Regions from separate parts of the Homo sapiens genome. Here region 1 is linked to region 2. A link is a loop called in an ENCODE intact Hi-C map of the cell type or tissue named here. Cell type or tissue: ascending aorta. All regions are shown on one strand.

Evidence for each region. A loop is a pair of places that touch in the nucleus more often than their neighbours do. Peaks named below come from ENCODE experiments on the same cell type or tissue, not always from the same donor. Only the 100,000 strongest peaks of a DNase experiment are listed, where the experiment ranks them.
Region 1: a loop joins it to region 2, with 3 times the contacts of the local background. A loop is called at or near these places in 3 of 110 quality-filtered maps.

Annotation. Positions count from the first base shown.
Region 1 is chr9:115,648,065-115,652,064 of GRCh38, reverse strand. The region is part of intron 2 of LOC105376235 (a long non-coding RNA gene); the gene reads right to left. Among named protein-coding and RNA genes, the nearest start is that of LINC00474, 280 kb to the left of the region's middle. In ascending aorta, no CTCF peak of the experiment used is centred here; a DNase peak (open chromatin) is centred at 1,854; H3K27ac peaks cover 3,504 bases.
Region 2 is chr9:116,155,483-116,159,482 of GRCh38, reverse strand. The region is part of intron 1 of PAPPA (pappalysin 1); the gene reads right to left. Among named protein-coding and RNA genes, the nearest start is that of PAPPA, 3.7 kb to the right of the region's middle. RefSeq lists enhancers at 1,964-2,463, 2,464-2,965 and a silencer at 3,826-3,915. In ascending aorta, no CTCF peak of the experiment used is centred here; DNase peaks (open chromatin) are centred at 1,812, 2,352, 2,772 and 3,822; H3K4me3 peaks cover 2,369 bases; H3K27ac peaks cover 2,712 bases.

The DNA.
Region 1 (4,000 bases), 510 kb after region 2:
TATAGATGACCATGTCTATGGGTCTCAAGCATAATTGCATTTCAAAGTCACCTGATAGCTTAACAGAGAGCAAAAAAATAAAAAAAATAATAATCCAGGCCTCTCTCTTCAGAGCAGAGGCTCATGCCCTATATATATATCATCTGAAGGGTATGTGTATGAACCAAGGTAAGTCATATTACAATCACCATATTAGAATCACACACATGTTCATATATTCTTCTGGTGATTCTAATATGTTTCTAAAGCTGAGAACTATGGCTCTAAATGTGAAGTGAGTTCAAATAAAGGAGAGATAACAGTGGCTAATAGTAGTTCTCTGAAGATGTAGGGTGACATCCTAGCCAATCATCCTCAGACTCTCTGCCATCTATGAGGAAATTCTAGTTTGCTTAGCCTGGAATTCAAAACTTTTTATGTTCTGTTTCTTGAGAACATTTCCTGCTTTCTGTTCAATTAATCACTCTTGTAAAACCTAGCTTTAGCCAAATTTGATTCCTTACTTTCCTCCAGCTATACCCAGAGCTCTACATCTTTTGTAGTTTTTCTAGTGTTGTTTCCTATGTCTGATTTTGTCTGTTAAATGTATACCCTTCTTCCACAGCAAGATTCAAATGTTAGATCCTTCATGAAACCATCCCTGATGGTATCATCTAATGAGCTGCTCTCCTTCCTCTGTTGTCCTATTACTTTTTGGATATTTTATTGACTAGGATGTTATTGACTGCCTTTAGAATTCCTTGTCTCAAATTACTTCAATAATAAAGACAATGTATTATCTCACAAGTCTGGAGGTGAAATGACTGCAAGGCCAATTAATTTAACAGCTCAACAATGTCATAAAAGACTCACATTCTTTCTACCTTCCCCATCTTCTAACCTAGCTTTAGTTCCCTTGGTAAATCTAAAACAGCCACCCAGTTACAAGTGTCTCCTACTGATATAAAAATGTCCAGTGGGTGATGGAAGCTTTTGTTGGTTTCTTTTGAAGAACATGAAAACCTTTCCAAGAATCTGCCTATCAGACCTCCCTACATGTTTCATTGACCAAAATTATGTTACATGCTCATTCCTAAACCATTCATTGGCAAGGAGAATGCAATTTCCATGACTGGGCTCATTGAAATACATGTTTAATGGGAGGATTTTCTAAACAAATGACAGTGCTCTTAGCAAGAAGTGGTGGTAATTGGTGAACAGTTGGCTAAGCTGCTAACTCCTTTCCTCAAGCAAGTATACTCTTTCCATTTATATGATAGTTGTCTATTCCTGTGTTTTGTTTTGTTTTTTATTAAACTCAAGTCTCCTTGAAGACAGATTTTTGCTTTATGATTAAAGGCATCAGCTTTGAAGCCAGGACACACCAGTATTGAAATTAGGGTGACAAACTCATCCCAATTTTCCCAGGATTTTCCCAACGTTAGCACACAAATTCCCACATCCATAGAAAGTTCTTAGTCCTGGGAAAAGAAGAATATTTGGTCACCCTAGTTGAAATCTCATCTCTGCCATATACTGACCACATAAGTTGGGATTCCAGTCATTAGATTTCCCAGTGTTTCATTCAAGACCTGCTTCTTGAATGTCCATAATGTGCCAGACACTGTTTTCAGAAAGCTCTCCTTGTTTTTCTGATCACTCTAGCACTAGCTGTTTGATTTCCCGCAATCGTGCTAAAGCTTCCCCTGGACTGCCTTCTGCGTGACCCCCTCTCTGCACCCCATCACTCAGAGATGATGTCAGAGGAAGCCTGGCCGCCTGACGAATGGGGCTTGGGAAATCCCCAGGAGTTTTCAGACACTGTTTCTGGCCTGAAAAACAAAACACTCGTGAAACAGCCAAGGGTCCCAATCTGCTCAGGGAACATGTTGTCCTCTCCTGTTTGCAGGGCCATTTCTTGGACAAGCAGCAGCTCTGTTTGCTGGACTTTTGGCCCCATGCAGTCACTGTGAGGCAAGGCACATCTCACACAAACGGGCCAGTGAAATGAGGTAATTGCGGCTTTCGATGAATGCTATTTCTGTCTCATGGGCTATGCTGGCTGGGATATGAAGAACAAGAGTTAGTGTATCTGACACATTATGGCTTTCTCCACAAAGTGGAAATAGATAACGCAGGAATGGGAAAGTCCCTCTCTGTTTTCTTCTCCTAATGATGAGTGAATATTCCATGCACATGCTATTTTCAGGCAAGACCTGCACCATGTTGGAAAGTCTTTACAATTGCCAGAACATTCCCGTTTGGGCACAAAAAATGACCTTTCAACATGATTTAATACAACTATATGGAACATAATCTATGTGTCGAGCGTGTTATACACGTCATCTATTTTCCTCTTCACAAGGACCCTCAGAAATAATTAGTTTTCCTACTGTAGAAACTAGTAAATATGACTCAAAGTGGTGAAACTCCAGGACACAGAACTAACATGTATGTGCAAGGCCAGGGTGGGTACCAAAATATCTTCTCTCCATAAGCTAAAGCCATTTACTGCACCAGTGCATATTTTAGTCATTTAAATTAGATTATTTTCCCTTGAAGTATATTTTATTCTGTCATATTACTTCAAAATGGGAACTATAACATAATTTCTTTTTAACCCAGAGTTGTCACTCTTCACAGTGACATTCTGGACCAGAATATAGTGACAATTTCGCTGAATTTAACAAACTTTGAATTTTCTCACACTGACTGTTTCTGTTTGTTTGAATTCCATGTTTTGTTTTGTTTTTGTTCTTTTGTGTCCGCTCTCATTTAATTTTCCAATACTCACTGACATTGTCCACAGGCCTACCTCTTGGATTCCCTCATCACTATGACTTATTAAATTTATAGTTTTTAATGTGTCAACTAGATAACCAGGTATCATCATTAAGTTATCATATAAAAAAAGAGTAAATGAGCTCTACTCTGGAACTTAAGGGGCTATTTCATGACTAAAATTTAAAACTTGGTTTAGTAGGCACATTTAGTTATCCATAGGAAGAAGCCTTGGGTTGAAAATATTTGGTAAATAGCAGGCTTTTTGGAATTAGAGTTCTAGTGCTAGTCCATCATATTCTAACTCATAGACCTTGGCATCCATTTAACCTTTCCAAGTCTCAGTTTTTCTACCAGAAAAATTGGAAACATGCATAATATGCACGCTATCTTTGCAAATGTTAGGCACATCATGTATGAGAAAAACTGTTTACAAAGTGCCTGGTGCCTAGCAAGCTTCATAAATGCGAGCTATGTATTATTATTGGGGGTTATTTTATATCCTCTCATTTCACTGCCTACTCATAGGTCACAGGCTGTGCTGGAAATAGTAATCTCCAAATAAGTGAGATATCTTTGTGTTTATAAATGTGTCTACAGGTTCATAGTGCCATTTCCATGAAGACTGCCCAAGCATGTTTTTGTCTAGAAAGTGGTAGATAGACTGTAACTGTGCCATTAATTACTTACTGGGTAATCAAATGACCTGCGCTCAAGTTTTAAGTTTCAAATGTGCCTGGGATTCAGTCTCCAGTCCCTCGCCATTGTTGTTCAATTTCCCCTCACTTCTCTGTTCTCTTCTATGCCTCAACTTTACTGATTTTTTAATGCTGAAAACAAAAATCATTTAATTTCCTGACTCTAACCATGCCCTAAGTGTCTCATCTTCCACCAAAAGCAGCTAATCAAGGTACTTTGATAGACAAAAGATTTCCCACTCTGGGAGGAATTTTCATGCTAGCTGTTGGGTTAGTCTATGTATTTCTTCCCTCTATGATTAAAACAGAAACGTGGGCTGTGTGTGGTGGCTTGCACCTGTAATCCCAGCACTTTGGGAGGCCAAGAGGAGAAGACCGTTTGAGGCCAGGAGTTTGAGGCTGCAGTGAGATATTGTCATGCCACTGCACTCCTCCCTGGGCAACAAAGCAAGACCACATCTCTAAAAAAAAAAAAAAAAGAAAGAAAAATTATCCCTGTGTGGTGGTGCACACCTGCAGTCCTACCTTCTCAGGAGGCCAAG
Region 2 (4,000 bases):
AAATTGAAAGAAAGGTATTTGAAGGAGTCTAATTGTTCCCCAAGATACATTATCTACTCTAGAGAGACTCCCCAGCAACTCAAGAGGGGAAGCCTTACAAACAGGCCCCACTTTTTGAAAGCCAAAGCCGCAAACTGGAAAAAGAGATGCAGCTACTTCCTAGATCCGGCTACCCTTGACTGAGTCTCTAATACAAGTTGACACTGCACTGGGTACTTTTTGCATGTTTATTTCATTGAACTATCCTGATGTCATTATGCCCACTTTACAGATAAGTAAACCAAGGAAGAGATGGATGAAGTGACTTGACTCAAATTACACAGCATGTAAGAGAAATTCCAAGCCTGTCTGTCTGATAATTTGATGTGAAAAGAAAAACAGATCTGCCAGGTCTCATGCAGGGCTTCAGTTGAGATTTATATCCATTTCTCACCCTCTTCGATCTGTAGGTATATGGTTGACACATAGAGATGCAGAAAGGAATGGAAATGTTCCACAGAAAGGTTAAGGAAGAGCATGTGAATAATTTCTTCTCTCTCCAAAAAGACTGCTGACAGAGGAAACGAGGACTTGGGTTCACATCTAGGCTCTCTCCACTGAGAACCTGTGGGACTTTAGACCAAGTCATTTCAACTCTCTGAAACTCAGATTTCTCTTTTGTGAAGTACAGGCGACGATACACACTTCTCAGGGTAGTTGTGAAGGCAAAACATGCTGGCACAAGGAAAGTGCCCAGCATCACCAAGGAAGCACCCAGGTAGAGTTGGATTTCTTCATACCTTCAAGTGTTCCCCAGTCCAGAAAGCCAAGACTGAGATATTTGGAAAATCATGTCTAATAAGAATGAAGTTTGTTGAGCACCTACTACATACCAAGTCCAGTTTTAAGTACCTTCCATGTCCAAGTTCTGTTAGCATTTACACAGCTCTATGATACAGGTACTTGTGCCATCATCACTCTGTACATGAGGAAGGTGAATGAAGTCCAGAGAAGTCAACTAGCTTGCTTGCCCAAGGTCACACAGTTAGTTAGGGGCAGAGATTCCACATAGGTAACCTGGCTACTAAAACTGAGTTCTAACTATTACAATATTCTAGATCCCAGGTAGGACTACAGATACTGGGGAAAAGCCTTGTTAATATATGGACTCCTAGCCATATACTTAAACCCAGCCTTCACTGTTACAGCAATGCTGAAGTGGAGAAAATGTGGGTACTCTTTTTTGAGGGTTGGGTGGATACTAGGAAGTGGGGGTGCAGAAGGGAAGGAAAAAAAGATTCTTGGGAGTAACCAGCACACTTAATCCAGTCCAACCATTAGAACAAAAGAAAAAAGGCTGGCAAGCAGAGGTGCTGGATGGGATTCAGGTAAATCCTTTTCTCCTTCTGAGCAGGAATTCCGAATCACTAAGGCAAGGGGAGTGGGACAGGGGTGGGAGGAGGGCAGTACTTGTGGGGTCCACATTTCACTTATCTAACAGGTCAGGAGAAACTTTAACAAGATTAACTGCTGCTCAAGGCCTCTGCTCGATGGAGCAAATTGAGTCTTTTGTTTTCCTTTTCTTTCAAACTGGAGGGGTGTTGGGGGGGCAGTTGGGGATGAGGAACAGGGGTCTGGTTCCTCCTGCCTGGTGTGGTACAAAAGCAAAGGGATGTGTCAGAAACAACCCCTCATCCCCTGACTTGAAAGGGAGCCCAAATTGCTATGCATGAAGGCTGAAGGCTGTGTGTGGGTGGTGGGTCCGTGTGGGGTGAGAGGTGATGGTGTTTATGAGACACATTCTCTCAGCGGTGCAGGGGGCAAGGCCTGGAAGTCAGATGCCAGGGATTAAATCCTAGTTCCTGCCGCTGAGGAGCTGTGTCATCCAGCACACACCCCTCCCCTCTCTGTGTGTCTCTCTCCCCATTCGGCCAAAAGGGAAACTGGCTTGGGTAACCTCTGAGGACCCTTTTCACAGCAGCCTTAAAGGATTCTTCAATCCTAAAGACCATCCACTGGTGGACCCTCCAGAGAATCCTACACATAGGCACTTTCTAACTTTGGCTTTGTTTTTGCCTGCATAAGCCTTCCCTTTTTTTATGTATTAGTATATATATTTTTCTCCTTTCCTTTCAGAAAAATAAAAGGCATGTTTTCTGAGCTTCAGAAGCAAACTGCTCCTTCGCTCCTTCCCCCTGTCTCTCCGAGCGCCTGTCTGAACTGGTGTCAGTGAAGTTTGAACCGGGGCAGAAATAGCATCCCGGGCGGATCTGGGAGCATAGCCCGCCTACCAGGAGCGGCAAGGCCTGCCTCTGCCAGACGACAGACCCGGTTAACAGCACCGTAAAATTAGACCTTTACGAAACCCAATTGAATCCTGCAGCAAAGAGTGATGTAAGGCAGCCTGGCCTGACAGCAAGACAGCAACTCTCTGCCTGAAATAGCAGCGCGGTCCCTGCTGAGCGATGACTGCTCTCTCAAGATAGGTGACCAGGGATTCCTAGGAAAGTGGCAACGCCCAGCCAGAGAAAGCCAGCAGAGGTCAGGCAGCAAACTGGGCACCTGAGGTCGCCGCGAGAGGGTGAGCCTTCGCACCCGATCCTTGCTGCCCACCTCGGTCCTGGCTCTCCCAGCCCAAACTTACACGAAGGAGGGAGCTGAAAAAGTACTTCTGCAAAGAACCTCTGTTTGTTTGCTTTTTAATTCAAGGAGAAGCAGGTTCTTTTTAGTCCAACAGCCTGTACCATGTGGAGGATATGCAGAATGAGTCTTTTCTGGCTCAGAGCCAGGTGTTTACACGCCGCCAAATCTGGCTCCAACTCAACTAGGGGAGGGAAAAGAAATCCACCAGAATCCTCAGGGGAAAAGCTCCTGGCTTTCTGGTGCTACACGACAGCAGTGCTTATTTATTTATTTTATTTTTTTCGTTTTGAGAGGAATGTTATTTCTACACATAAAATGGACCAGGCATTTTATACAAGCAATAATAACCTAACGCCCCCCATCCAATTAAAGTATTTTACTGCAACAATCTTTGTGTGAGAGAGTGAATGAGTGCTCAAGAGAATGTGTGTGAAGAGAGGCTCCTTGTCTGAATTATAGACATTTATAAAGCAGTCTCCTGTGGAATCCCAGGTGTTATATATATATATATACATATATATATATACACATATATATATACACACATATATATACATGTATATATATATATACACACACACACACGTATTTATGTAGACACACTTACATAGTTAAAATGCATTCACTACCCTTTCACTGATGATGCCTGCATAACCCTGTGCTCTCCTCTCTCCAGGGAATGCCTTCCAAATCACTGGTACTAGGTAAAGACTAGGAAAAACCAGACCTACAGATTAAAAAAAAAAAAAAATCACCTCCAAGCAGCAGTCTCTTTGCTTTTTCACATGTTTGGAAAGAGAAGTCAACATACTACAGCTCTAAATTATCACCATCGTCATTATTATTATGGATAACGTTTCCTCTGTTCCAAATTAGACCCTCCTCTGGGCAAATAGGGCTTGCGAGTTAAAAGTGAATGAGTTCAGTCTCCTTCTTCTTCCCGGAGGAAAAAAAAAAAGGAAAAATAGCATGCGATGACGTCAGTTGTGGGTTGTTGGGGGGAATCACTGTATCGCTCTCCTTTGATAGCTGGAAAGCGGGGGCTTCGGGAGACGTATTCTTGGGATAGCAGCAGAGTGTGGGTCTCCTAAAGGGGTCTTCATGTCAACTGGATAGTCAGTGCTACATCTGTGAAAGTCCAAGCCATGGAAAGACAGGAAGAAGCAGAACTGCCCGGAGAGCTCACAGCTTTCCCTTCTAAGAAAGTGTGTGTGTGAGGGGGTGGGATCGCAAAACGCCTTCACACGTTTCCTGGCTGCAGTGAAGGGGGAACCCCTACTCTCACTTTAAGACGTCCCAGGACATGGCAAGATTGTTTGTGCAGAAAGGGAATCTCCCAGACAGAAAAGGCAAAACTTTCCTCCTCTCTTCCAGCGCC